Regions from separate parts of the Homo sapiens genome. Here all the other regions are linked to region 1. The links are chromatin contacts, found by Hi-C or POLR2A ChIA-PET in ENCODE. All regions are on one chromosome and are shown on one strand. The core of a region is the stretch at or near the end of the contact, and the rest is flanking DNA. Distances in the headings are between cores, read along the strand shown.

Region 1 (5,261 bases), core at 1,853-4,352:
ACCTTCTGAAGCATGTCACAGTTCTGGGTCTTAAAATAGGTACTTGTTGTCCCTATAATTAATAATCCAGTTTGGTTTCAACCCTGGTAAGTGGAATTAGTCAAGGGAGGCACCACTTCCCAGCCCTAAAAATACCAGGGAGGGTAGGTATCTATTCGCATCTCATAGAACCTTCTGACGGAAAAACACCCAGTTCACAGATAAACTTTTCCTTAGTAAATGAAACCATCGCCTCAGGGCATTTCCATAGAATACACACTTCACCAGATCCCCAGTGTTGGACAGACCACAGTGGGTTTTCCATTGCATCAGAAGATGGGACAAAGGCAAGGTACAAAGACTGCTGCAGGGAACTGAGTATGCAGGCATCTAGCGCAGAAAGGGTTAAAGGAACCTGCCCCTTGCAGAGGTGGTTTTGTTTCGCAATGACTCTGCTAAAATGGAATCCCGTGGAAGCCAGCTTTCCTATCTCGTTTTTAATCTCTTCCCTCGCCAAAACAAAGGATAAAAACCCAAATAACTTTTAAGAGTGCTGGGTTGATTACTATAATAATCAGCACTTACTGCTATTGTAATTTCATCAACTCTTTATACTGAGTTGTGACTAAACGCTATTAAAAAATCTACATGGGAAAACAGTTTGATCCATACAATCAACTTTCCAATTTTTGTGCAAAATATATAACAAGCTAAGTTTTCAGTGACACAAGCAAGCTCTGCTTTCCTCTTGCAGTACGTGACCAGTTTACTTTGCTGTGTCAAATGATGTCCTGTTGTGGAATCAGGTCTTCATTTGCAGTACGTTTTAAGGATATATTTTTGTTCTCCCCCCTCAATAATGCCTTATTTTTTCCTGTTTTGTTAGATGACTTTCAAGTTCACTATATTTCAATAACACTTATATTTAAATATTAGAAAATAAGACTAGTCATTTCACTCAGGAAACCTTGTGTGTTAGTGCACAATCTGAGTTGGTCATCCCCCGCTAAACCCTAGCAAGACAATTTCATGGTCTCGTTTGTTGTGATGCAATACCAAAAGCCTCTAACTAGATGGATTGACGTGTAATTTACCTGTCTGGCTTCCCGACTCAAGTGTCAAGTAGCAACTTCAGGTCTAGCTAAGGTTCAGTTCCTGCATTACACTGACATTACTACACAGGATTATCTTAAAACTGACACTGATCTCTATAGTTATTCACCATTAAACCTAGAATGATATTTTAGGCACACATATACCTAGGACTACCTTCATGTCTCGTGGACTGTTTTTCAGAGGGTAGTAGCTGCTTTAATTACTTCTTTTCATAATTTTTGGCCTTATTTCCTTTCACTTTTTTCTAAACCTGTTTATTTTTCTCATTACTTAAATAGAAAACAGAAAAGGGAAATTAGTCTAGAGAAAAGTTCGCAATGATCCAACCAGGTAACATTATTTTCCAAGCTACATATATTTTACTAACGTCTCATAACTTGCTAAAATTATTGCTCGACTTTGTCCACGACTTTTGATTAAGTTATAAGCTTCTAGAGAAACTATTCTAAATTCTTTGTACTTTACTTCTTACCTAACCCAGTACAAGTATGCGATAAACTTTCAGGAAACGAATTCACCAAAGCACTTCACTTCTGGCATGAATATGTACCCTGGGAACACCACAGGCCTTTTGGTTCCTCTTTGGTGGAATGCAGCTGCGACGCTCTATATGTGGCTATGCAAAGTTAGCTAATATCCTACTCCTCCCAGTTTCTTCACCACCAAGTCTACTAATTTTCCAAAAACACAAGGTTAGCCCGAAGTTACTTCAGGTTTTCCATCTGTCAAGACGACGTAGAATAAAAATCCTCAGATTACCAACAGATCTCTGTAAACAGAAAAAGTTTAAAAATAAATGAGCTGTACAGCTTCCCAGACTCTCCCTTGAAAGGGAGATTAGTTGGTATCAGGATTAAACAGATCTTTGTAGTATTTCAATTTCCCACTCCCGCTGATCCGGACACTCATTTGTCCCATCTACCTGCAGAGAAGGTACAGGAAAGGGGTTGCAAGGGCACGCCCACCCTCCCGACTGCAAGCGGAGGGAAGGCCGCAGCCCGAAGCTGGCGGAGCTGGGCCGGCCCGGGCGACCCCCGGGTGGGCTCACCCGGCAGCCGCAGTGGGGCCCGCGAGCGCCCCCGCCGGCCCAGCTGATGGAGGCCACGTGACGCCAGCCGGCCAATCGGGAGGGACCGGGGCGGCAGAGCGCGGCGGCGGCGGTGGCGGCGGGGCCTCCCTCGGCACAACAAACACGAGCAGGAAACAGCTGAGCGGGTGGCCGGGGGGCTCTCTTGGTCCCGACACCCGGCGGGCTGCCCAACCGTCACCCTGCGCTGTCAGTCCCGGGTCCTCTGGGCAGGAGGGCGGGGGAGGCGGACGTTCATGGGGGGGAGGGGGCAAAGGGAGACACCGCCCCAGCCCGGTGGCTGGGCCGCTTGGGCCGGGCGTGGGCCCTGCTCAGGACGGTTCACGCCGTGCGGTCATCGCGGCCCAAACAACTCGGTCAAGTTCCGACTTGGATTCGGGGCGGAGACCGGGCGCGCCCCCGACTATGCGACGGGTGGGGGCGGGGCAGCCGCGGCGCGGCGCGGCGGGTTGGGGGTCGCGGCCAGACCGTCCGCCCAGGGGGCGCCGTGGGCCTCGGCGGCGGGCCTCGGAGGACGCGACGGGGAAACGGGGCGGAGGCGCGGGCGCCGCGCGGAGGGGTTGCGGCTGTTGTCGCACCGGTCGCCCGGCTGCGCGGCGGGGGCGGGCCGACGGCGGCCGCCGCGCCAGGCCTCACAAAGAGCAAACAGCCCCGCGCGTCCGCCCGCGGTCCCAGCGCCGGGGCCCACCCTGAAGGATCTGGGGCGGCCGCTCTGGGACCCCGGGAAGAGCGCGGCGAGGAAGAGGCACTTCCTGCCTGGGCCCCCCACCCTGGGCCGATTCCCGAGTGCCTCGAAGCCGCCCGACCCGAACGGGCGCCTCAGTCCCCACCGGCCCCGAGTCCAGCCCCTCCCGCGGGACTCACCCTGAGCGGCGGTGAGATCCGCGGCTGCCAGCGGCTTGTCGCTCTTCAGCTGGTATGAAGCCCCTCGGCCACCCGAGTCTCCAGGTTTAGTCAGGCCCTGGCCTTGGCCCCGCCTCTCCCTGGTTGGGCCTCAACGTCAGTCACCCGGCGTGGCTCCGCCCCCCCGCAGTCAGCTCTCCCGGTTGGCCCAGAACGCCCTTTATTTCTAGGCCCCGCCCCTGTCCTCGGCCTCCTGCCTTTTTCGCGGGGCCCCGCCCCTTCTCTGGCTCACCCTCCCCCACTCCCGCACCCCTCCGCTTCGCGGCCCACCCCTCTCAGAAGCCGCAGACCCAGGGCAGGCTTGCGACAGCTCGCCCCGCCCCTGACCCAGCACCTCGGACTCGTACAGCCAATCAAAGAGGCTAACTCTGCCCCTTCTCTCGAGGCGGCCAATGTAGTCAGTCTGGGGACCCACCTCCCCCTTTCAGCTGAGCGCACACAACACAGCATCCACGTGAGTCAGCTTCTTAAAGGCGAAGGCTTGGCCTGTCTAATTGCGGCAGCTGCGAGACATCGCACGTCATTAGCGTCACCAGGTAGCGGCTGGAGCCGAGCTTCCTGATACCTAGTGAGCCGCGGTGATGACAAATGAAAACAATAAGCTGTTTCCTAGACAAACAGCTGCCTAGGTAACTAAAGTGCACCGTGTAATTCGTTTCTTGGAGGCCGTTTCCCCGACCACCCCTGGTAGAGGGCTGCCTTTTGCTTTCAAACCCCTAGCCCTCGAGTCTAAGCGCATAGGCACTCCTAAGAAACATCTGTGGATACAGGATTTTTCAACTGCGCTTGACTTTATTTACAACTCATTTGAATGTTTTTTCTGGGTAGTGGAAATGATTCTCAAAAAGATGAAGAAATTCAGTCTTCTATATGGCGAATTTCTGCCTCAGAGAGTGAGATTTGTTCATTGCAAAGAGCAGCTGTTCCCTTAACCCTTATCAATGCTTAAGATGGAAGATGTTGCTTCTCATTCCATTAGAGTTGCCCAGGTACTTACATCTCTGTTAGCTGACTTTCGGGATAAAACCAAAATATTTGATGACGCATACCTCTCAGATTAAAAATGTAGGTTAGCATTTGGGGCTAGTTTGCAACATGTTTAAAGTCATTATTGGTGGAAGAGAAGCTGCTAAGCAAATTCTAGCACTTGACTCCCGCTCATCCCCAAATCCACAAGTATTTTCATTTAGTTCGTCTGAAGTTTACCTGAGCATCAAAGGCAAAAGGACTAGTTATCTTTTAATAAGTGAGTTTTCCAGGAGATAAGTTTTTTTGTTTGTTTGTTTCAGACGGAGTCTTGCTCTGTCGCCCAGGCTCGAGTGCAGTGGCATGATCTTGGCTCACTGCAACCTCCGCCTCCCGGGTTCAAGCAATTCTCCTGCCTCTGCCTCCTGAGTAGCTGGAATTACAGGCGCACACCACCACGCCCGGCTAATTTTTGTATTTTTAGTAGAGACGGGGTTTCACCATATTGGCCAGGTTGGTCTCGAACTCCTGACCTCGTGATCCGCCCGCCTCGGCCTCCTGAAGTGCTGGGATTACAGGCATGAGCCACTGTGCCTGGCCAGAAGTTTTAAACATACAGTATTTTAGTTTATTTTCCTTTCTATTTCTTTATTTTCAATTAACAATATTTAATATAAAAGTTACACGTTTATTGTAGGAAGATCATACTGCCTCATTTGATAAGAGACTTCTGTCTTCTAACAGCTTCATATGTATCCTATTCTTCCCAAATTGAATGTATTATACATAGAAGCATATTGTACTTCCTGTTTTTCAACCTGCTTTTTTTTTTCACTCAACAATGTGCTATAGCCATCCTTTCATGTCAGATGTGTCTTTTATCTACAAATTTACCTTTGTCTCCATAGTTTTCCGTAGTATGACTTCACCATCTTTTTTTTTTGAGGTGGAGTCTTGCTCTGTGCCCCAGGCTGGAGTGCAGTGTTGTGATCTTGGCTCACTGCAACCTCCACCTCCCAGGTTCAAGGAATTCTCCTGCCTCAGCCTCCCCAGTAGCTGGGACTACAGGTGCCCACCACCACGCCCGGCTAATTTTTGTATTTTTAGTAGAGATAGGGTTTCACCATATTGGCCAGGCTGGTCTCAAACTCCTGACCTCAGGTGATCTGCCCACCCTGGCCTCCCAAAGTGCTGGGATTACGGGTGTGAG
Region 2 (5,261 bases), core at 905-3,404, 9.0 Mb before region 1:
ATCGGAGAAGGCCTCTTGGAGGTGGTGATGTTTATAACCAGCCAAGGGAACAGTTAGGGGTTCTAGGCTGAGAGAAGAACAATGTTCTTTAGGCAGGTTGTTGTTTTCTAGGAATAGACAGAAGGCTACTGTGACTGGAGTGTGGTGAGGCGAGGTTGTGAATGGTGAGAAAACATTGAGAATGTGAGCAGGAGCCAGATGCACGCCTTTGTGGGGTACGGTAAGAAGTTTGAAATGTATTCTAAGAGCAATGGGAAGCCAAGCAATAGTTTGGGGTACAGGCTTGATGTTGGTTCATTTGGAACCATACAAACCAATCTCTTCCCCCATATCACAACCCTTTAAATATTTGAAGAGGGCTGACCGGGCGCGGTGGCTCAGGCTTGTAATCACAGCATTTTGGGAGGCCGAGGCGGGTGGATGACGAGGTCAGGAGTTCGAGACCAGCCTGGCCAATACAGTGAAACCCCATCTCTAATAAAAATACAAAAATTACCTGGGTGTGGTGGCAGGCGCCTATAATTCCAGCTTTCATTCCACACACTTTGAAAGTGGGGAGTTTTTCAAATGTAAACCAAGTATGTATATTTTTATTTTTTCAATAAAACAATAAAGATGGGTCTCGCCAGCCTGGTCTCAAACTCCTGAACTCAAATGGTCCGCCCACCTCGGCCTCCCAAAGTGCTGGGATTACAGGCGTGAGCCACTGCGCCCGGCCGGTCTGTGTGTATGTGTGTGTGTGTGTGTGTGTGTGTGTATATTTTTTTTTGAATTGAAACGGAGTTTTGGTTTTGTTGCCCAGGCTGGAGTGCAGTGGCATGATCCCGGCTCACTGCAACCTCTGCCTCCTGGGTTCAAGCGATTCTCCTGCCTCAGCCTCCCAAGTAGCTGGGATTACAGGCGCCCACCACCATGCTCGGCTAATTTTTGTATTTCTTATGGAGACAGGTTTTCACAGTGTTGGCCAGGCTAGTCTGGAACTCCTGACCTCAGGTGATCCATCCGCCTCGGCCTCCTAAAGTGCTGGGATTACAGGCATGAGCCACCTCGCCTGGCCGGCCTGTGTATTTTTAAAGGAAATAACCTAAGAGTTGTTTTTCCAGATTTTCAAAGAGGTCCTGTAAAGATTAAGAACCACTGAACCTTTCTCGTTTATGTGATCCTGGTTACTGTTCTCAGGAATAGCAGGACACAATGTCAGCTTTAACCCAGGCTAGTTCCTCTAAACTGCCTTCTTATCGGTGAAATGAAAATAATAGGGTTGCTATGGGGATTAAATGAGATGATACTCAAAAAAATGATAATTAATGATAAATCATAAGGTGTCTGCCACAAAGTGCCCCTATTATAAACAAACAGTGGCCTGGAGGGACAGTTTATAAATACTGCTCCTTTAGCATTCCACTAACATTGACTGAGTGCCTGTTCTACACTGTGTAGAGGCCCTGGTGAAAAAGATCTGCCTTCCAGTTTATTATCTAGTCGAAAGAACCGCAAAAGATAACAAAACACAATAGACTGAACGCCCTGAGAGGGGCATAAGTGCAGTGCTCTAGGAGCTGTAAAAGAGGTCTCGATATCCACTGGAGGAAAGTGCTTACTGGAGTTCATTTCTGGAGTGGGTTTAAAAGATGAACAGAGGGAATCTAAAACATTCACACAAAATCAATACTACACGTACACATTTTATTATTTTGTGGAAAGACCACTTAGAAACACCGCAATCACTTCTACTACTCAGCAGATACTGAGCAGTAGGTTTCGTGACAGAGCACCTGTCTTTTGTCCAGTCTGTTTACTATACATTGCGTGCTCTGGGCAGTCCTTATCTTCGTGTTCAGGAACAAAGTACACACACCCCTTTCCGAAACGAAGGGCCCAGGGACTCCGAGAAGGGTGGGAGCCCTCACGGCCAGGCCACACAATGGGGAGCCTCTTTACCCTAGTCATCACCCACCCTTGCAGGCCCCACTTTGCCAGGGTGCGACTTCTCGGGCCCCTTCGCCCCTCCCCTGCAGCCCCCAGGAGCGCAGCCACAGCCCGGCCGGGCGCCCTCCCTGTCTCTCTCTCTCTTTCTCTCTCGAGCTTTCCTCCTCCTTCACCGGGAGCCGGAAAACCCGGAGCGAACCAGCCCAGCACGGCAGCGCATGCTCAGTAGCGAGCAGGTTCAGTTCGCTAGTAGGAAGCTCCAGCGCTACACCGGCGGCGGCGGTGGCGGCGGCGGCCGCGGCGGCACCTCAGGGCAGCCAGATTCCCCAACAACGACCTCCGGTCCTTCCCCTTCCCCGCGAGACCTCCGCCCCAGCTCCGCCCCGCCCGGGGCTCTTGCGTTTCGGAGTCCCAACTACGCGGAGCGGGCGCCGCGGCCGGAGCGTCCCTCCACACGTCCTCCCCCAGCCGCCAGCTCCGCCGCGGGGCCAGACCGGGCCCGGGAGTGCAGCCCCGGCGGGCGGGCGGCGGCCGCGGCAGAGGGCAGCCCGGGGCGGCGCCGGCGGGCCGGGGAGGGGCGGGGGGCCTGGCCCCGGGGCGGTGGTGCGGGATGCCGCCGCCTCCGGGCCGCGTCCGTTCTCCACGGCTGGTACCTGTGTCGGGTGGGTGGCCAGGCGCGGGCCTCGCCCCCCAGCCCCCTCGCCAGGGCTAGCCCGGCTGCGCGGCGCCCGGAGGGGGCCGGGCCGTCCGGTGGGGCCGCGGCCCTGTTCCGCGCTGCGAGCTCGCCCTCTCGCGGCTCCCTGGCCCGGCCGCCGCCGCCCCTCTCCCCGCCCAGAGGCGCCCCGGGGGCACCATGCAGGCGCAGCAGCTGCCCTACGAGTTTTTCAGCGAAGAGAACGCGCCCAAGTGGCGGGGACTACTGGTGCCTGCGCTGAAAAAGGTGAGGAGCACGCGGGACCCCGCTTCCCGGCCGCAGCCCCCCAGCGCGGGCGCTGGGGAAGGGCTGGGGAGGCGGGGCGCGCGCAGGGCCGTCTTTCTTCCCGGTCTCGCCGCGTCTCCAAAAGGACGGCGCACACGGAGAGGCCCCCCTCATACGGCTGGCTCTCGGTGTTGACATCCACCGGGTGTGTGGGAATGCCGCAGGGAGCCGGGGGGAGTTTATCCGGATAATCCAACCCCTGAGAGGTGAATGCTTTGCCCTTTGATTCCAGGACAACAACAGTTGGAGGAGCCTCAGTTTTCAGCGGAGGTCAAAGCAGGCCACTTTTCCGTCTTCTTGGTCTTAGCCCGGAGCTGCTGTCAGCCTACCGTTTTAGGTGTCCAGTACGCTGGTTTTAGTGGCTTGAGAATGCCCTGGCCGTAAGGCTTGCTCAAAGGAATTGCGAGCTCGCCTGCCAGTAGGAACGTGGCCTGCTCTGCTCGCCGTCAGTATTCACTCCTCATTCTCCTGGTTTCCCCCGCTCCTCCGATTAACAGGGGCTGGTGCACATGCTACCAATTTCAGGGGGGTTTTGTTTTGTTTTTGCAGCGTTCGAGATTCTTGGTGCTGTCATTTGGCTTGTTAAGAATTTTTAGCCTTTGTATGTTTAAGTTTGCTACATTGTTACCTGAAGTTACATACCCCCGATCTGTGCTTTTAAATGTTTTAGTATAATTAGGAAGTGTTCTTACGTTTTTAAAGCTTCTAAAGCAGCAGTGTGACAACCAGACTATTTTTGTTTTCTTTTCTTCATTTACCTTTTCTGTAAAGATTGCTTTACTCTTCTAATAGTGTTTCTAAATCCCAGTTTCTTGCTGCTCAAAGAATGTTTCATGCTAACTGCTTCTACTAAGAATGGAGATTATGTTTTACCTTTTATGCTAAACATTAAAAGGTGTCTGATATTTCTCAAAGGCCAGTAACTTTTACTTTCCCTTTTGCCCTGTTCTCCTCCGGTCCCTCTTGCTGTCTTACAGTGGAAACTATTTGGTTTTTCAGGAGAATTTGCTCATATATTTCTGGCTTAAATTACGGACATTTTCCCCTTCAAGTGTCTGACTAGTCACAAACATCTATGTAATTTTTTTTAAAAAACAGAAGAAAAGATGCCATATATCTTACATACTTTACTCCTTAGAAATCCCTTCAGGCTCTCACTCCTTACTTTTGCTTTACTTGCAAGTTTGACTTCTTAGCTTGTAATGGAAGGGGTGTAGGAGGTCTCTGTGATGCTAGAAGCTGGTGTCCGGATAGAGTAAGGGGAGACACGGAAATTGTTTAAAAACGTGTAAAGGAACTCATAAAGCATTGCCAAATAGGGGCCATTTTGCTTAGAGGCAAAAGCAGCTCCTTTCCCAGGGGAATCACCAAGGTATCAGCTGAGGATCCTTTGAAGCAGTGGAAAGAATATTGTAGGAGTTGACAGACGTTGTTTAATTCTGCCACACTGGTGGCCCTTGCTGAAATCTGTCCACAAAAGCATTTTGTTTGGCTGGCATAGTGTTGTTTTATTTTTAAATGTAATTAGTTGCTAATATTTGAAAATGGGAGATATTACATAAAACCTGAATTTTCGGCTTTTCTTGAAGAATAGGAAGGTCTTGTCATTTAGGGCCTGTATTCAAGCGAGGCACTAAACTGCTGGAGTTGAGTAAATGGCTCCCTTCTTTAGACAGGTCATGTATCTCCACCTTACCACAGCCCCCACTTGTCCTTTTTGCATATTTACATAAAACAGCTTTTGACTTTAAGTTAGAGATACTTTTGCAGTAGAAGTGATAGGAGGAGGTGGAAGTGTACATAATCTAGCTGATATGTAAGGTTCTTCCAATTCTTATTTAAATAGCCACTAACAATGATTCTAAACAAGATTGAAAATACAGTATGTTTCATATCTGGATATGCTGTTGGTAGCTCAAAACCTACGTTTTTACTTGCCTGCTGGACATTTCATGTGGATATCTCCATATCTTGATTTCTTCCTTTGATTTGTTATTGAATTATTCGTAGATACATCCGACTTGTGTTCTCTTACTCTTACCTGAGGCTCTTTGGATATGCTAGTCCCTTCATCCTTCTTTGCCTGGTCCAACACTACTCATCCTTCTAGACTCACTCAACCTGAACTGTCAAATCATCAGGGCTGAGTTGGATATTACTCCTTTGTTTTCTTTTTGCACCCTGTCCTAGCTCTGTGAATTTTAAGTTCCTATTTACTTGCCTATAACTAGATTGGATGCTCCTTGAGAACAGGGATGATATCTTACCCACATTTTATTCCCCATACTTATAGTGCTTGACATCTGGTAGGCACTCAATTTGAATAAATAGGTGAGGGGATATACAAACTAAA
Region 3 (5,261 bases), core at 1,840-4,339, 8.6 Mb before region 1:
TCTAAATTTAACAGATTTCTAGAGGCAGAAACTTATGTGGGTGAATGTGATTTCAACAAGAATCAGCAGGAATAAAAGTTCTCTGCACAGTAAAATCTCCCTGATTTGGACTGACATTTAGTGAAAAGAATTGGTTGCCTGTTCTTAGAGAAAGAGTGTTCAGTAGAAAGTAGAATAGTCTATGGAAATAGTATACAGTACTATTATTTTTTCATGGTAACCAGATTAACAAAGCCTGGCCTTGTACTGGCCCTGCTTTCATAGGAATAAACAGTATGTAATTAGCTTATTGAACACCTGTCTGCAAGACAAGCATGTCTGTGAATCAGGATTTGAAAGCAATTGGTTATAAATTTTAAAACTGCTTCTGTTTACTATTACTTGCTTAGAAATTTCTTTAGTACAACTATAGACTTTGTTTTGTTTTGTTGGTAGAGATGGGGGTCTGGTTCTGTTGCCCAGGCTGGTCTCAAAGTCCTGGCCTCAAGATATCCTCCCACCTCAACCTCCCAAAGTGCAGAGATTACCGGCATGAGCCACAAAACCTGACTTAGACTTTGTATTCAGAGTCAAAAAAAGTTTATTGGAAAAAAAAAAGTTTATTGAGGTTTATTAGGAATTATACAGTATAACATGCACTGTCTTTCAAGCAGTTATCTATGCTTGGCTCAACAGTAATTTTCTTTTTTTTTGAGTCGGAGTTTTGCTCTTTTGTTTTGGAGATGGAGTTTCACTCTTGTTGCCCAGGCTGGAGTGCAATGGCGCAATCTCGGCTCCCTGCAACCTCCACCTCCCGGGTTCAAGCAATTCTCCTGCCTCAGCCTCCCAAGTAGCTGGGATTACAGGTGCGCACCACCACGCCTGGCTAATTTTTTGTATTTTTAGTAGAGACGGGGGTTTCACCATGGCCAGGCTGGTCTTGAACTTCTGACCTTAGGTGATCCGCCCGCCTCGGCCTCCCAGAGTGCTGGGATTACAGATGTGAGTCACAGCGCCCGGCCTAGGAGTTTTGCTCTTGTTGCTCAGGCTGTAGTGCAATGGCAAGATCTCAGCTCACCACAACCTCCACCTCTCAGGTTCAAGCGATTCTCCTGCCTCAGCCTCCCGAGTAGCTGGGATTACAGGCATGCGCCACCACGCCCAGCTAATTTTGTATTTTTAGTAGAGACGGGGTTCCTCCATGTTGGTCAGGCTGGTCTCGAACTCCTGACCTCAGGTGATCCGCCAGCTTCAGCCTCCCAAAGTGCTGGGATTACAGGCATGAGCCACTGCGCGCGGCCTCAACAGTAATTTTCATAGCTTCTTAACAGAAGAAAGTCAACTTAGTGAGGCTTTACAGAATTTATATTTTATCTTTCAGATACCATATAATCTTTTTTTTTGAGATGGAGTCTTGCTCTGTCGCCCAGGCTGGAGTGCAGTGGCACGATCTCAGCTCACTGCAACCTCCGCCTCCTGGGTTCAAGCAGTTCTCCTGCCTCAGCCTCCGGAGTAGCTGGGACTACAGGCACACGCCACCACGCCAGGCTAATTTTTTGTATTTTAGTAGGGACAGGGTTTTACTGTGTTGCCCAGGCTGGTCTCAAACTCCTGAGCTCAGGCAATCCGCCCGCCTCGGCCTCCCAAAGTGCTGGCATTACAGGCGTGAGCCACTGCGCCTGGCCCCTATATAGTCTTTATAATTATTGTTTAATTCTTTTGAGAAGAACCTATAGATCTTTATAATTATTGTTTCTTTTGAGAAGAACCTTGTTAAGAAAAAAATCACCAAGACTAAGGGAGAACACATATACTCTACAGAGCTTCTATTTTCTTCTTAGAGATCTTCCTGAGAGAGATTAATTCTCTCCATAACTTAATCAACGTAAAAAATATGCATAAAATCATAGCATGACCTGGAAAGAATCCATGCTTTATTCACCAACTAGGCCTGCTTTCCCTGTACTCTCCATTCCACACCTATACTCACCAAATGAAGTTGCAAAAGACGAAAAAGATAAAAATGCAAATACCTAAATGTCTTTTTTTATGTACATTTCCAACTTTTGTGTATTCCAAGAATTTACGATGTAATGTCTATGTTTCTAGCAAAAAAGAACTTTTTCTCTATTTGTAGTTGGTGTCTAGAGCAATTCTAATGTAAAGAAGTTTTGCATTTATTTGGTACTGTTGAGTGGCTGAGCAGCAAGGCTGCTATTTCCACTGAGTGGAGATACACAAAGATGACTTAGGAGTCCCAGTCCTCAGGATCGGAGTATTGGTGGATCACACGTGTTACAAAGCAGAAAGCATTAGGAAAAGCAAATCAGTTACTTTGAGCTTCAGATGCAAATAATTTCCAAATTGTCACTGGCCAAAATGCTTTAAACATTCAGGGTTTTGTCACAATTTCAATATAAAGGGGGGAGGGGGGAGCGGGACCCCACAGCTCTATTCCTTTGTCTTTCAGACTCCAAGAACTCAGACCGTGGTGGTGCAAACTGGTGACTGGTTCAAAAGAAGTTGGAGGGGGCGTGTAGGACAGGAGGCTTTACCACCAGTCCCAGGGTGCGTCAAGGTCTATGGTGTAAAAACCACTACTCAGAATGGCGGGGTTCATGGACTTTTCACCATGGCCAAACCTTCGATTACCTCTGATGAGCCCCAAAGATCAGAGTAGCTGACTAGGCCAGGTCCCCCAGCAGAAGGGCGCGACGGCTGCAACATCAGCGGTTAAATTGTACAGCCTTTCATAGGCCGGTCTAATGCATCCGTACTAAGATTGTTAAGGCTGAGGGTCCCTAGCCTGGGGAAAAACGAAAGGAGGCAGAGGGTAGGGAGACGGGAAAGAAGACAAGGAGGGTGTAGAAAACGGGGAGAGGAGGGGGCGGGACAGCATGGGGAAGGCCTCAGGTTTACTGGAGAGATCGTGGCGTTCCCATAGAAACGTATCCCTCCGCCCATGACCCGCGTGTTAGTCTCTTCAGTTCCTTCCGCGTCGTTTCTTGGCTGTTTCCGCCCAGCTCCTTTGTGCCGCGCAGAACAACGAGATGACGCATGCGCAAAGCGCAGCGGCCGCATATATAAACGCGAACCCGGGCTCTTCCTCGTAGTGCCGCCGGGACTCTTGGCGGGTGAAGGTGTGTGTCAGCTTTTGCGTCACTCGAGCCCTGGGCGCTGCTTGCTAAAGAGCCGAGCACGCGGGTCTGTCATCATGTCGCGTTACGGGCGGTACGGAGGAGGTAAGAAGCTGGAGTCCGGTGAGGGACGTTGGTGTGGGTGTAGTGAGCACTGCGAGGCCGTAGGGTTGTCGCGGAGGTTGGGAGACGGTTATTCCGCGTGCGTAATGGCGGCTTAGGAGCACGCCAGACGAAGCCGGAGGCAGCGGAGGCGGGGTGCTGAAGGGAGACGGGATGGCGGGTGTACATCTCTGCCGAGTTCCGTACTCTTGGGCATTTTTGTGGCCCAATCCAGCCTAAAGCAGGGTTGAGATGACGGTTTTCGCGTTGCCTTTCTCGGAGCTGCCCGCCGGCCCCCCTCCCCCCCCGCCCTCGGCGGCGGCTGCCATTTTGCGCACATTGAGGACCGTGGTGGCGCATTTCCTCAGCGCTTTCCCGCCACTTCAGCGGACAGATCTGGCCGCAGCTGTAAGATCGTGGTTGTGTTTGAGATAGAACGAAATTGGCAGCTGTGAGCTGCATGTTCTCGTCAAACAATCGGTTAAATTGCGGAATGGGAATGGGGACGTAATCTGCGACTGGCGGCTGGGTTTTTTTTAGTTATTTCCAGCGCGGTTTATGGCTCTGGGGCGGGGAGCTGGAGTCTTGGGCGAGCCTGTGCCTGGGACGTTTGCCGCGGAGGACGAGAGCCGGCGCAGCCCTGCTCTCCTGGCCCGGCCCCTACCGAGGCCCTCCCGCCGCCGACGCCGCTGCCGCTGCGGGCCCGCGCGCTCCCGGTGCGCCCGGGGCTGCCGGGACTCATGGGTGGGGCCGGGCCAGGTTCCGCCCCACGCCTCGGTGTATCCTACCACGCGTTTCTGCTTGTGTTCGGGAGGGTCACCCCGCATTATTTAGAACGTTAAGAATTTTGTCAAAAGTCTAGTTTCTCAGGGATTTGCGGACTTTCACCAGTTTTACGACTAAGTTTTGTCTTGGATAGAGGGCATTAAATGTGCTTTACCCAATCTTGAGGATGGCCCGTTTTAAGGCAAATAAGTAATTGAAACTTGGGCCAGATTTTGCGTAACGTGCATTCTTCTATTTGCGTTTTTAAACAGAAACCAAGGTGTATGTTGGTAACCTGGGAACTGGCGCTGGCAAAGGAGAGTTAGAAAGGGCTTTCAGTTATTATGGTCCTTTAAGAACTGTATGGATTGCGAGAAATCCTCCAGGATTTGCCTTTGTGGAATTCGAAGATCCTAGAGATGCAGAAGATGCAGTACGAGGACTGGATGGAAAGTAAGTAAGATGTTATGAATCTTCTGTTCATTAAAATATACTGTGGCTAGATAATGAACTTAGTGCTAAATTTGGATTCTGAAGTCTGGAAGAGACCTTAAATAGCTGGTCATAGTGTTAAATGCTAAAGGCACACGAAGGTTAAAGAAGATAGCGGAGATGGAGTTAGGGCTTGGTAAAGACCGCCAAAGTTTGTTGGGGGGGAAGGAGTGGTTGGAAAGAGTGAGTGGTTGGAAAGAGTTCTTTTTAAATCTATAAGTCCTGAATATATTTTTAACTTTAGAATTTTGTTAATTTGCTTTTATTAGGGTGATTTGTGGCTCCCGAGTGAGGGTTGAACTATCGACAGGCATGCCTCGGAGATCACGTTTTGATAGACCACCTGCCCGACGTCCCTTTGATCCAAATGATAGATGCTATGAGTGTGGCGAAAAGGGACATTATGCTTATGATTGTCATCGTTACAGCCGGCGAAGAAGAAGCAGGTATTTATTTTAATAAAGGAATGGTTGGTATTCTAGTTAATCAAGTAATTCTTTTATTAGCAAGGCAGAAACTAGTGTTTTTCTATAAACTTGAATGTTAATTGTACAGGTGTATTTTACAATTTTTGTTTAATTAAAAAAATGTTACTATATTAATAATCAACCTGGTCAAAACCTTTCAGGTTTCTTCGTTTGAGTCAGTCGCCTTGATTCAGAATGTCACGAGCCTTATGATATCATGCTGAGGCGCCTTGCAAATCCGACAATTAAGATCCTCCTAGACCTTGAGGTGATCAGCATAAGAGGCCAGATCCCCTCGAGTCATCTACACCTAGCTTCA
Region 4 (5,261 bases), core at 1,084-3,583, 8.5 Mb before region 1:
AGCCCTAGGTTTGGCAAGGCTGGATTTCCTTACCCATTGGTGTGACAGTTGCATTGTAATGTGGTATAATCCATAGGTTGAATGCAGGGCTTTGAGAATTTAAAATATTTGCATCTTCACAAGAAATATTTGGAAAGTTTGTATAAGGCCTAGTAAATCCAGTTGTGAGTGAATAGAATTTACCAAACTAAATTCACCTAGCATATGAAAATGTACATAAAACAAAATTAACAGGTAGTTGCTCATACTTAACAAAAAGATATTTAGTGCTTCTCATCACACTCAATTATTTCACATAATATTCTATTGTTTTCTTTCTCCTAAAAAATAATTGTTTTAAGCTCTCAGCTCTTCTCTTTTAATTTGAGCAAACTAAAAATATCTTGAGAATGGCCCATCTCACCTCATCAAAGAAGTTTCCTTTGTATCAAGTTTATTAATTCACTCATCCTTTCCTGATCTTTGATACTGAGACTGCTATAAAAAGGACAATGGATGCTAAAGATAACACGTGAAGTAGGTTTGTTAGACCTTTTTTTTGACCCTTGGTATCTTCAGCTTTCTGAAGGCCAGGTAATGTCTGCATTCTGAATATGTTAGGGGACATATGAATCCATAGGACATATTTTAAGCAGAATTGTATCATTGTTTCCCTTGTTGCTATTTTACTTTCCCAAACCATTGCAGAGCTTTTTGCCAATGACATTTTCTCATCCGCAGCCAGCTCTGCCACTCTTTTGCTATTTCTTCTGTCGACTTCCATTTTAATTTAAAAAATAAATTTATAATTTTTTTAGTTCTGTTTTGTCAATGTATACCTGCAGCCGCACACACATTTGATTATAGCTGCATAGTGTGGAAAATCTTGCAATTAGATTCCAAAATGACAGCCGGTGTAATTTACAAAGTACAAAAGTGTTATGTTAAAGCACTCTCAGCAATAAATAAAAATAGCTTTTTTGGAGGAGGAAATAACTTTGGAGAGAACTAGGCTGGAGGAGGAAGCAATCTACACTCTTAGGAAAGGAAGAGCCACATCTAGGAAAGCATCCGAGGGACAAGGACAACAGAAACACAAGAGGCTCTTGATCTCAGGCAGTCCTCCAAGAGGCACCTGACAGAGGGCAGTTAGGTTGCCTTGATTTGCCAGTTTCTGTCCTGAAAGATACACTGGACCTTTATTTCCCAAGGACTACTCATTCAGCATTGTTGAGCACCTAAATTGTGCTGGAGATCGCACAGGAACTGGGCTTGCGAAAATGAAAATTGCACACAGTTCCTGTCTTCAGGCGCTCACAGAGTTTTTAAAACAGAACATCTTAAGAGGGAGTTATAAGGGGCCCTGTTGCAAAAAGAGAGCAGCAACTAAAATCTTGGAAAAGCCCTCAGGACACCACAGAGGAAGCAAGCTGTGATCACAGAACTTTGAAAGGCTTTTGTATCTTTCGACAATAAATGATCAAGTGAAGTAAATACATTGTCCAGAAGAGAAAGAATTGGGATGGAGGATGAGATTTTATATGGAAGGATTAAAACATATTTAACTGGAGCAGGGACTTACAGGGACAGGCAAGTCAGTAAAGGGCCCAGGTTACAAACGAGTTATAACCGATCAGACCGACGAGCGCCCGCGTGCAGCGCCTCCTGCCGACGCGCGCCTCGCAGCCTTCAGTCAATGCTGACAGCTGTTCTCCAACACCCAGCTAGGGGCGGGAGGGTCCGCCCACTTCTACCAGATTTTGCACACAAAACAGTGGAAAGACCATTCTCATGGCTCCAAGCCGTTTTCTCCCTTCATCGCCTGCAATTTTAGGGCTTTTCGGGGGGTATGACTGCAGGGATTTTAGAGGTTTTTTTCCTCATTCTCTTTTTAAGAGGTGATAAAAAGCATTTAAATTAGCGGCAGGGCGGTTAACACCCGCAGCCCTAGCCTCTCCGCACTTCTCGTCGCTCGTCCGTGTTCACTCCACGCCTGGCCTCGGGTAGGAGCCGCATAGCGCCAACGGTTGCGGGTCGCAACTACTCCCAGGCGGCGCGCCTTGCGCGCCGGGCCTCCCAGGACCGCGGCGAGTTCAGAAGGCGCGGGGAGAGAAGTGAGGTCGAGCAGCGGGCGGCTTTTGACGAACGGCCCTCACAGCCAATGGGAAGCCCGGTCGACTTTCCCGCCCCTGCCAATAGGGAGCAGAACCCGGGCCGGGGGGGGCGCTTCCCGCAGGCTGCGGCTGGATTCGATCCTGCGCGACGGCCGCGAAGGCGGGGGCGGAGGCTCGGCCTGCGCGGCTGGGAGCGGCTTAGGGGAGGAGGGAAGACCGGAAGCCACGGTTGCGTCCCCATCCTTAGATTCGCTCCTCCGGGCAGGGAGCGGAGACGGAGGAGGAGGAGGGAGAGGCTGAATGTTGGCTCGGTAATTGAGAGGAGCGGCCGCTCCAGAGCTTCCTCCCGGGGCGCCCCCCTCAGTCCGTCCGCGCTTCTCAGCCGCCAGTCTCCTGGCCGCGCAGTCCCCGCGGACGGCCGGGCCGCGGAGACCCTCGCAGAAGAGGCGCTGCCGGCGGCGAGGACTGGCCGGCGGCATCCGAGGCGCGCGCCCCACCGCCACCCCCACCCGCCTGCCAGCCGGTCCCTCCGGCCGCCGCCATGTCCTCCTCCTCTTCCTCCCCCAGGGAGACGTACGAGGAGGACCGGGAGTACGAGAGCCAGGCCAAGCGTCTCAAGACCGAGGAGGGGGAGATCGACTACTCGGCCGAGGAAGGCGAGAACCGCCGGGAAGCGACGCCCCGGGGCGGGGGCGATGGCGGCGGCGGCGGCCGGAGCTTCTCTCAGCCGGTAACAAAGCGCGGCCCCCCTGTCCGCTGTGCCTGGCTGCTCCCCGGGAAGCAGGGCCTCGGTGCGGGGCCTCCCGCTTGCTTCAGTTAGCCTTTTCCGCTGCGCCGACCCGTTTGGGGAAGCGCCCACTCTTCTCTTTGGGGCTCGTATTCTGGCCTCTACCTGTTTCCCGCATCCCGACTGCGAACCCGGCGCCGTCCTGGCCGCAGGCCCCGCAGCGAGTCCACTGCCGGGCCCTGAACTTGGGGAGGGTCGCGGCGCGGCGGCGGCGGCGGGGAGGCGTCGCTTCCGCTCTGGGGGGTTTCGCGGCTCGGGGAGCTCTTTGTTAGTTTAACTCCTCGGGCTCGGGGCCAGCGTCGGGACCACCGGTTCTCTTCAGTCCCTCTGCCCGCAGCAGCCGCGCGTTGGTCACCATCCCGGGATGGTTGCGTCGGTTCTACCGGGAGCTCTCTCCGCCTCGGTCCTATGGAGACCCGTAATTAAATAACAGATTATGCCTTGGCGTTCACATGCTAGTTCCCTTGAAGGTTTAATTTAAAAAATTTTAAAATTAAACTCTTTATAAGCATGGCGTGCATCCTTTGCTCTACCCAATTTTGTGGATTACTCAGTACACTTTTTACCTCTTCGGTTACAACACTTCAACAGAAGTGTTGGCAGCTGTTGGTACACCCCTACCTTCAAGTAAAACAAATCTTAAAATTACTAAAGTTTTTCATTGGTAATTTATTCCACATTTGCCCCATGAAAGGATGAAGTGAGCTCAGGGTTGCATTAAACACACATTCCTAGAGCCAGGTCTTTCTCTTACCAGAAATGTTAGGGGGAGGCAGAAGGAATGTGATCATTTTGTCCACAGCAAGTAGTTAGCTTCAGTTGGATGGAGACTTTAAGGAAACAAAGCGGAGCAAACGTTATTGCCCTTTTTTGGTGCACTTAAGCGGTTTTAATGACTTAGATGTTATTTAAACATTTAACACATGAATTGTGATTAATTCTGCAAACTTTAACAGAATTACGAAACTGTACACATATATCCTACTATTAGGTTAAAAGGGTTTTTACCTTACCTTTTAAAAATAAGACGCACATTAGAAGCCCTTTATAGCCGTTTGAATTTTTAAATAATAAAAAAAAAGGCTGGTCAGTCACCCAGCGTTGCAGTTTCCAGTTACCAGGATGTGAGAGCAAACTTTGCAACACATTTAAAAAAGGAACTTTTTCTCTCAGTCTTGTTACGGTGTTAGCTATTACTTTAGATTTTTGTGCCGAGCTATTTGAAATATTCAAAATGTAACTTGGAAGTGTGAATAAAGGAAATGGTTTTTTCTTAGGAAGTTTCAGTTCAAAGCCAACTCTGTTGTGGAAATTGGAAACAGGAATATTATAACTGATATTTCGATGTATTCGATCAGTGTACCTCGTTGCTAGAAATCTTGCTTGGGTTTTTGTGCAGCATCATGAAATGTCTTCAGGCATTTTGGAAAGATACTTAAATCAGATTATAAAAATTTGTTTTTGAAAACAGATAAAGCATTAAATCAATAGTATTATTTTGGATGTTGGGAAGAAAATAACATATAATTAATGTATCCAAAGCGAAATGTGTGGAGCGGTGGAAATGGCACTGAGTAGGGCTTGGGGGTGGTCAAGAGTCTAGGCTTAGCATACAATTTTTTTTTTTTTTTGAGAGGATCTCACTCTATGGCCCGGGGCTGGAGTGCAGCAGCTCTGGAGTGCAGCAGCTCGTGATCACGGCTCACTGCAGCCTTGATCTCCCTGTCTCAAGCGATCCTCCTACCTCAGCCTCCCGGGTTGCTGGGACTGGAAGCCTGCATCACCACGCCGGGCCAATTTTTTTTTTCTGTGTTTTGTAGAGAAGGGGTTTCACCATATTGCCAAAGCTAGTCTCTTAACTCCTGGGCTCAAGAGATCCACCTGAGTTGGCCTCCCAAAGTGCTGGGATTACAGCCGTGAGCCACCGCACCTGGTCTTAGCATACAATTTGTGTGAGTCTGAGAAAGTCAGTTTACTACTCTGAGTTCTCTTAGTCTGTAAAATATGAAGGTTGAAACACATGCCTTTTTTAACCGAAGCTATAGTTAAGTGATTAACGTAATGCTAATGCTGCTTTTAAGTTACCCCGGCGGGAACTGATATAAGCAGATTGAGGTATAAATTTTAATTTTTTTGTTTATCTTACTGCTGATATGTTTCCTAGGAAAGGGTGAATTGTTTTCATTTAACAGTAAAACCATCATTGTACTATGAAATCTAATGAAGCCTTGTTTATCTTGTTTTTAAATATTTTTCATGTAATTTTTGGTACTATTTTGAAATCATGGCAACTATGGAAACCTGTACATAATAAAATTCTATTATTAGGATAGACGTTCCCCGGATAGAAGTTTACTGTCTTGTGCTTCTTCGTTCACATG
Region 5 (5,261 bases), core at 1,276-3,775, 6.2 Mb after region 1:
TCCGCCTCCCGGGTTCAAGCGATTATCCTGCCTCAGCCTCCCAAATAGCTGGGATTATAGGTGTCTGCCACCATGCCTGGCTAATTTTTTGTATTTTTAGTAGAAATGGGGTTTCACCATGTTGGTCAGGCTGGTCTCGAACTCCTGACCTCAAGTGATCCGCCCGCCTCTGCCTCCCAAAGTGCTGAGATTACAGGCATTAGCCACTGCACCCTACCCTTTTTTTTTTTTTTTAAATATTTTTTTGAGACAGGGTGTTACTCTGTCACCCAGGCTAAAGTACAATGGCATGAACTTGGCTCACTGCAGCCTGGACATCCTGGGCTCAAGTGACTGATGGCGCCTCAGTCTCAGGAGTGGCTGGGACCACAGGCACCACACCCAGTAGTTTCAGCTACCAGGGAGGCTGGGGCAGGGGGATTGCTTGAGCCTGGGAGGTCAAGGCTACAGTGAACTGTGGTTGTGCCACTGCACTCCAGCCTGGGTGACAGAGTGAGACCCTGTCTCTCTCTCTTTCTTTTTGGCAGGGAGAGGATCTCACTATGTTGCCCAGGCTGGTTTCCAACTCCTGGTCTCAAGCCATCCTCCCGCCTCGGCCTCCAAGTGCTGAGAATACAGGTGTGAGCTACAGTGCCTGGCCCAAACCAGCCTCTTTCCACAGGAATTGATACTTGTTTATGCTGCTCAGTGATGTGATAGCTACTTGACCCAGGAAAATCCAGGTATGGTTCCATTATGAGGAATCCCACCCATTAAGACATCAACTCTAAGTGGCAGGTGAAGTGTCCAGGAGAGGATGTGGTATGCAAATTGTGTCAGAAGGATTTATCTATTCTGGAATCCATACTGGTTCCCAAACAAAAAAAATTGTCATTTCCAGTGTTGTACAGTTTTTTGGAATGATTGGGAGCTTAGATGGCCAGAATGCTCTAAGTTTGATGCCATTTGGTCATTTTCAGGACTTTTCCTGAGTTTTCAATTTTTCTTAGTTTAATAAACAGTTTAATAAACTCCTGCCCAATAAACAGTAGGCTATGTCTAATGTACTGTGAATTTTATTTTTTTTTTTTTGAGATGGAGTCTCATTCTGTCACCCAGGCTGGAGTGCAGTGGCACGATCTTGGCTTACTGCAATCTCTGCCTCCCGGGTTCAAGCGATTCTCCTGCCTCAGCCTCTCAAGTAGCTGGGATTACAGGCATGCACCACGACACCTGGCTAATTTTTTGTATTTTTAGTAGAGAGGGGGTTTCACCATGTTGGCCAGGTTGGTCTCGAACTCCTGACCTCAAGTGATCCGCCCGCCTTGGCCTCCCAAAGTGCTGGGATTACAGGCGTAAGCCCGGCCTGTACTGTGAATTTTTGAAATGAACCTAATTCCTACTTTACAGCAGAGCTTTTCTTTCTTTCTTTTTCTTTCTTTCTTTCCTTTCTTTCTTCCTTTCTCTCTCTCTTTCTTCTTTTTTTTTTTTCTGAGACAGGGTCTGGCTCTGTCATCCAGGCTGGAGTGCAGTGGCGTGATTTCGGCTCACTGCAACCTCCATCTTCTGGGTTCAAGTGGTTCTCATGCCTCAGCTTCCCGAGCAGCTGGGATTACAGGTGCCCACCACAACACCCATCGATTTTTTGTATTTTTAGTGGAGACAGGGTTTCACCATGTTGGTAAGGCTGATCTAGAACTCTTGACCTCAGGTGATCCACCCACCCCGGCCTCCCAAAGTACTGGGATTACAGGCTTGAGCCACCGCACCCGGCCTACAGCAGAGCTTTTCATATGAATTGTGTGGCTTAATTTTTTTTTCTTTGGAAGTTAAATTGCAAATGCTTTATCTGTGGGTTCAGCTTTTTGTATTCTTAATTCTTCAGCGGGCCGGGGGCAGGGGGCGGCGATAGAGGCGGCTCTTACAGGGTACTCATTCTTTGGCTCCGCCTTAGATCTGGCTAAGGGGATAGAAAACGACCCTGCCTCGCTTTGTTTAAAAACGCAGAGTTCTAGCATGGTGTTTCCCCCCCCCCTTCTCTTCTTAAGCTTACCAAGTTCCAGATACCGCCCAGATGAATTTTTTTTTTATCACAGCTGTCATTCTCATTTCTACAGGCATGAAAAGTGCGACTCAAGTTCAGTGTCTTGCCTCGGGTAGCTTGGGGATTCCCAGTCAGCTCCTCGCGCCTTCGTCGCCGCTCCCCTTCCACCCCGCGCCTTCGCCGGCCGTCCCCTGCTCCATCCAGGCCACGGGGGTGACGGTGGGGTCTGGGGCATTCAGGCCTGGCTGGGCATGAGGGCTTCAGGCCCAATTCCACGCCCGAACTCGTCCTGATTAGTCTGGCTTTTCTGGTCGCCCCAGCCCTGCGGTCGGGGAGAGCTGGAAACCACCGAGCTGACAGCCTAGAGCGTCGCTCCCCGGCCGCCGAGCGCTGACGCCGCGCCGGGGGCGGGGCAGCTGGAGGCGGCAGGGAGAGGAGCGAGCAGCCGGGAAGGGCTGGCCGGCTTCGCAGCGCCCCGCCGTGGCTGCGGCCGGAAGCGGTCTCGTTGGCCCTGCGGCGCTGGAGCCTTGACGCACGGAGCTCGAGAGCGAGAACGGGAGAGAAAGGGGTAGAAATGGCGGCTCCGCTCGGCTCCCGCTGAGGAGGGCGAAGCCGGCGGAGTGTCTGTGCTGCCGGTCTGCAGCACCGCCCCCGCTTCCCGCACGCCGCCTGCTCACGCCGACTTCCCTTCCTCTGCCCGGCTCTCTCTTGTGCTCGTCTGCGCTCCGCACGCTCCGGGCCGGCTCGTCTCTCATTGCCCGGCTCGGCTCCGCTGGCCCTGACTGACCGGCCGGCGGGCCGGCCTTGCTCGGCTCTCCCGGGCGCGGCGTGGACTCCGTCCCCCTGGCTGGACCATGGTGAACACCCGGAAGAGCTCTCTCCGCCTTCTCGGGTCCAAGTCTCCTGGTCCCGGGCCTGGGCCTGGGGCCGGAGCAGAGCCTGGGGCGACCGGAGGCAGCAGCCATTTCATCTCCTCTCGGACCCGCTCCTCCAAGACCCGCGCCGCCAGCTGCCCCGCCGCCAAAGCCGGGGGAAGCGGTGGCGCCGGCGTCACTCTGGATGAGGCCAGGGTAAGAGCGCGGCGTCCCGAGTCCGGAGGCTCGGAAGTGCCGGCCCTGCTGCCGGGGCTTTGTCTGGCCGGGTTGGGGGTAGGAAGCCTACAGTGGAGACCGCTCGGGCGGCTGGAGACAGGGTCTGCGGGCGCGGTGGAGGGTGGCACCCAGAGAAGGGCCGCGACGCTGGCCCCTTTGCTTTTCAAGCTGGCCCGGCTCTTTTGTGTGAAGAACAGCCCTTGAGTCCAGGGGAGAGGGCTTTGGGGGTCCCTTTCGGCGTCATTCGAACGATCTGCTGTCCGTGTCCTTGTCCTGCCCCAGAGGGGAATTCTAGCGGGGAAGCAAGAGCGAAGGGCCAGAGCCCCTGGGTGGAAGGGTTGGAGAAGTGAAAGTTTTCTGCGGTGTCAAACCCTTCTTGAAAGTGTGTCAGTTCCTGCCGCTGTCTAACTCCAGCTTACTCTCAGTTTGGGGGTGGTTCAAGTTGGTGAGGAAGTGAACAGAGAGCTCCAGTTGGCAGCCAGGCAGGGATGCTGAAAAAAGTTTGTAGCTGCTCTGACACCAACTTTAAAAACAAAATCAACGCTATCGCCTCTCCAGGCAGGAGAGATCAAACATGATATTATAGCTGGGGAACCAGCCAGCTAGCTCACCAAGGTGCTAGTAGGAACCAGAGCTTTCAGGTCACAGAAGGAGCACGTCGAAAGAAACAAGTGGAATGTTTCGGATAGTCAGCACCATCATGCCAAAACTGTGTGGTTTCTTGGGTGTCTACATTTTTGTTATGGGACTATATTACAAAAGGTGAATGAACACCATAGTCATGCAGTTGCAAAAATGACATTTAAAGACGCTGGTGATTGAATTAAAAAACTGATTGAAAGATCTTGAAATTTTATTACCTACATTATAAAGCTAAGCACAGATATTTATTGTTTTAAAGGAATTGACACGTTTGTTTTACTATGAGATTGTTTCTGAATTCAGAGAAGAGTGTATTGCTTCTGTCTAAAAGAGGTTGACTTGCTAAGTAATTTGGCTGGAAAAAGCTGTTCATTTAAAATGCTCCTTTAATTCCACACCATTTTGTGGTTCTTATTGGGGGAAAGCAATATTTTATGTTCTAGGGGTCTACAAGATCGCGGTTTGTGTGTGCTTTTCTTTGTGTCTTACACTGTTTTGACACTAACAGAATGGATCTAGGCAGAGACAGGAATATTTTACCATACTACTCTGAAATATTTTTATTATATCTTTGAAAATCGTTTTGGCTTTTCTTTGATAAAATTTTGGGCATTATAACGTCCTATTTAATAGACTATTTTGGGGGCTTACAGCTCTCTTAGGTTGAAATAAGGTTAAATCTGAAAGTTGTGCAAACTGTTGAGAATAAGTACTTTGAAGACGAGGCTTTCGGTGGAAACTATTCCAAACATGTTCAAGCTTCTTGACCTACTGAGGCTATCACATATTTTAAAATAAAACTCAATTTAAGAAAAGATCTTTTCTGTACATTTAAGGACAAAGAAAATATTTAGGGTGTAAGCATTTAATCGTATCATGCTATGTGAATGCCTAGTCTGTTAGAGCAGTGTCTAACTCATCTGAAGCAATTAGCTCATCTTCACTCATCAGTTTGTGGTCCCATTTTTGAATTCATGGATATCATGCTGTCCTCACCCCCCGAGGAATAAGGTGAGGTAATTTGTCAAGCAGCTGTTATAGAGATGTTAAAAGGCTAGGAATCAATAATCTAATGAGGAAATGAACATTTGGTAGCTTTTAAATTGCTAAAAGAATGAAAGATATGAGAGCTCTTTGTAGAAGGGTACTAATGAAACTTTGTTTCAAAGATCCTTTTAAAATGTTTTAAAGCACCATAAATAACAGGGTACTAAAGATTTACTTTGAAATATTTGTTTTTCAGTCTTAAGAAGATTTATGTTCGGCTCTAGGAGATGATGTAGTCATCTAATTGCTTTCTCTGAAAGGTTTTTTTAGAGACGTAACTACTCTTACATAGTGATTGGACCTTTAGAAGAGGATAAATTATAATTCTGAATTTATTAAGTTTATGGACTATATATTTATGAAGCAGGTTGTATATTTCTGGTTAGCTCTTCTCCAGTTTTGTAGGAATTTAGCACTCCTGGTTCACCCTTTCTGGAGTACTTAAAGACACCCTCTAT

What was found. Hi-C counts contacts between places; a loop is a spot of excess contacts on that map. ChIA-PET counts read pairs that join two places held with the same protein, here RNA polymerase II (POLR2A). Pooled maps may share reads with other maps.
Region 2: a map with no recorded cell type shows a loop between it and region 1 (18-fold over the local background). The contact joins the promoter of SOS1 here to the promoter of YPEL5 in region 1. A Hi-C loop is called at or near these places in 2 of 37 single-sample maps with no recorded cell type and 4 of 50 pooled maps.
Region 3: a loop to region 1 is called in a pooled map, with 8 times the contacts of the local background. The contact joins the promoter of SRSF7 here to the promoter of YPEL5 in region 1. A Hi-C loop is called at or near these places in 3 of 50 pooled maps. POLR2A ChIA-PET finds 5 or more read pairs at or near these places in 2 of 52 experiments (CD4-positive, alpha-beta T cell and T-cell).
Region 4: a pooled map shows a loop between it and region 1 (7-fold over the local background). The contact joins the promoter of HNRNPLL here to the promoter of YPEL5 in region 1. A Hi-C loop is called at or near these places in 4 of 50 pooled maps. POLR2A ChIA-PET finds 5 or more read pairs at or near these places in 3 of 52 experiments (PC-3, T-cell and endothelial cell of umbilical vein).
Region 5: a map of naive thymus-derived CD4-positive, alpha-beta T cell shows a loop between it and region 1 (28-fold over the local background). The contact joins the promoter of ATAD2B here to the promoter of YPEL5 in region 1. A Hi-C loop is called at or near these places in 1 of 168 maps with a recorded cell type or tissue (naive thymus-derived CD4-positive, alpha-beta T cell) and 6 of 50 pooled maps. POLR2A ChIA-PET finds 5 or more read pairs at or near these places in 1 of 52 experiments (WTC11).

The regions. Positions count from the first base shown.
Region 1 is chr2:30,144,848-30,150,108 of GRCh38, reverse strand. It overlaps YPEL5 (yippee like 5), which reads right to left and starts at 3,102. Exons shown (of 3, transcript NM_016061.3): 1 at 3,047-3,102. RefSeq lists silencers at 1,989-2,428, 2,719-2,888, 2,919-3,498.
Region 2 is chr2:39,117,944-39,123,204 of GRCh38, reverse strand. SOS1 (SOS Ras/Rac guanine nucleotide exchange factor 1) reads left to right here and starts at 2,154. Exons shown (of 23, transcript NM_005633.4): 1 at 2,154-2,869. The coding sequence starts at 2,783. RefSeq lists a silencer at 2,285-3,004 and an enhancer at 3,205-3,284.
Region 3 is chr2:38,749,189-38,754,449 of GRCh38, reverse strand. It overlaps SRSF7 (serine and arginine rich splicing factor 7), which reads left to right and starts at 3,089. Exons shown (of 8, transcript NM_001031684.3): 1 at 3,089-3,221; 2 at 4,256-4,436; 3 at 4,745-4,921. The coding sequence starts at 3,194. RefSeq lists an enhancer at 2,585-2,644 and silencers at 3,505-3,604, 3,815-4,004.
Region 4 is chr2:38,600,000-38,605,260 of GRCh38, reverse strand. HNRNPLL (heterogeneous nuclear ribonucleoprotein L like) reads left to right here and starts at 2,333. Exons shown (of 13, transcript NM_138394.4): 1 at 2,333-2,823. The coding sequence starts at 2,635. RefSeq lists silencers at 2,154-2,223, 2,444-2,493, 2,514-2,613.
Region 5 is chr2:23,924,387-23,929,647 of GRCh38, reverse strand. ATAD2B (ATPase family AAA domain containing 2B) reads left to right here and starts at 2,525. Exons shown (of 28, transcript NM_017552.4): 1 at 2,525-3,093. The coding sequence starts at 2,878. It also overlaps a transcript of UBXN2A not described here. RefSeq lists enhancers at 1,999-2,088, 1,675-2,591, 3,349-3,398, 2,592-3,510, 3,609-3,858 and silencers at 2,259-2,588, 2,789-2,868.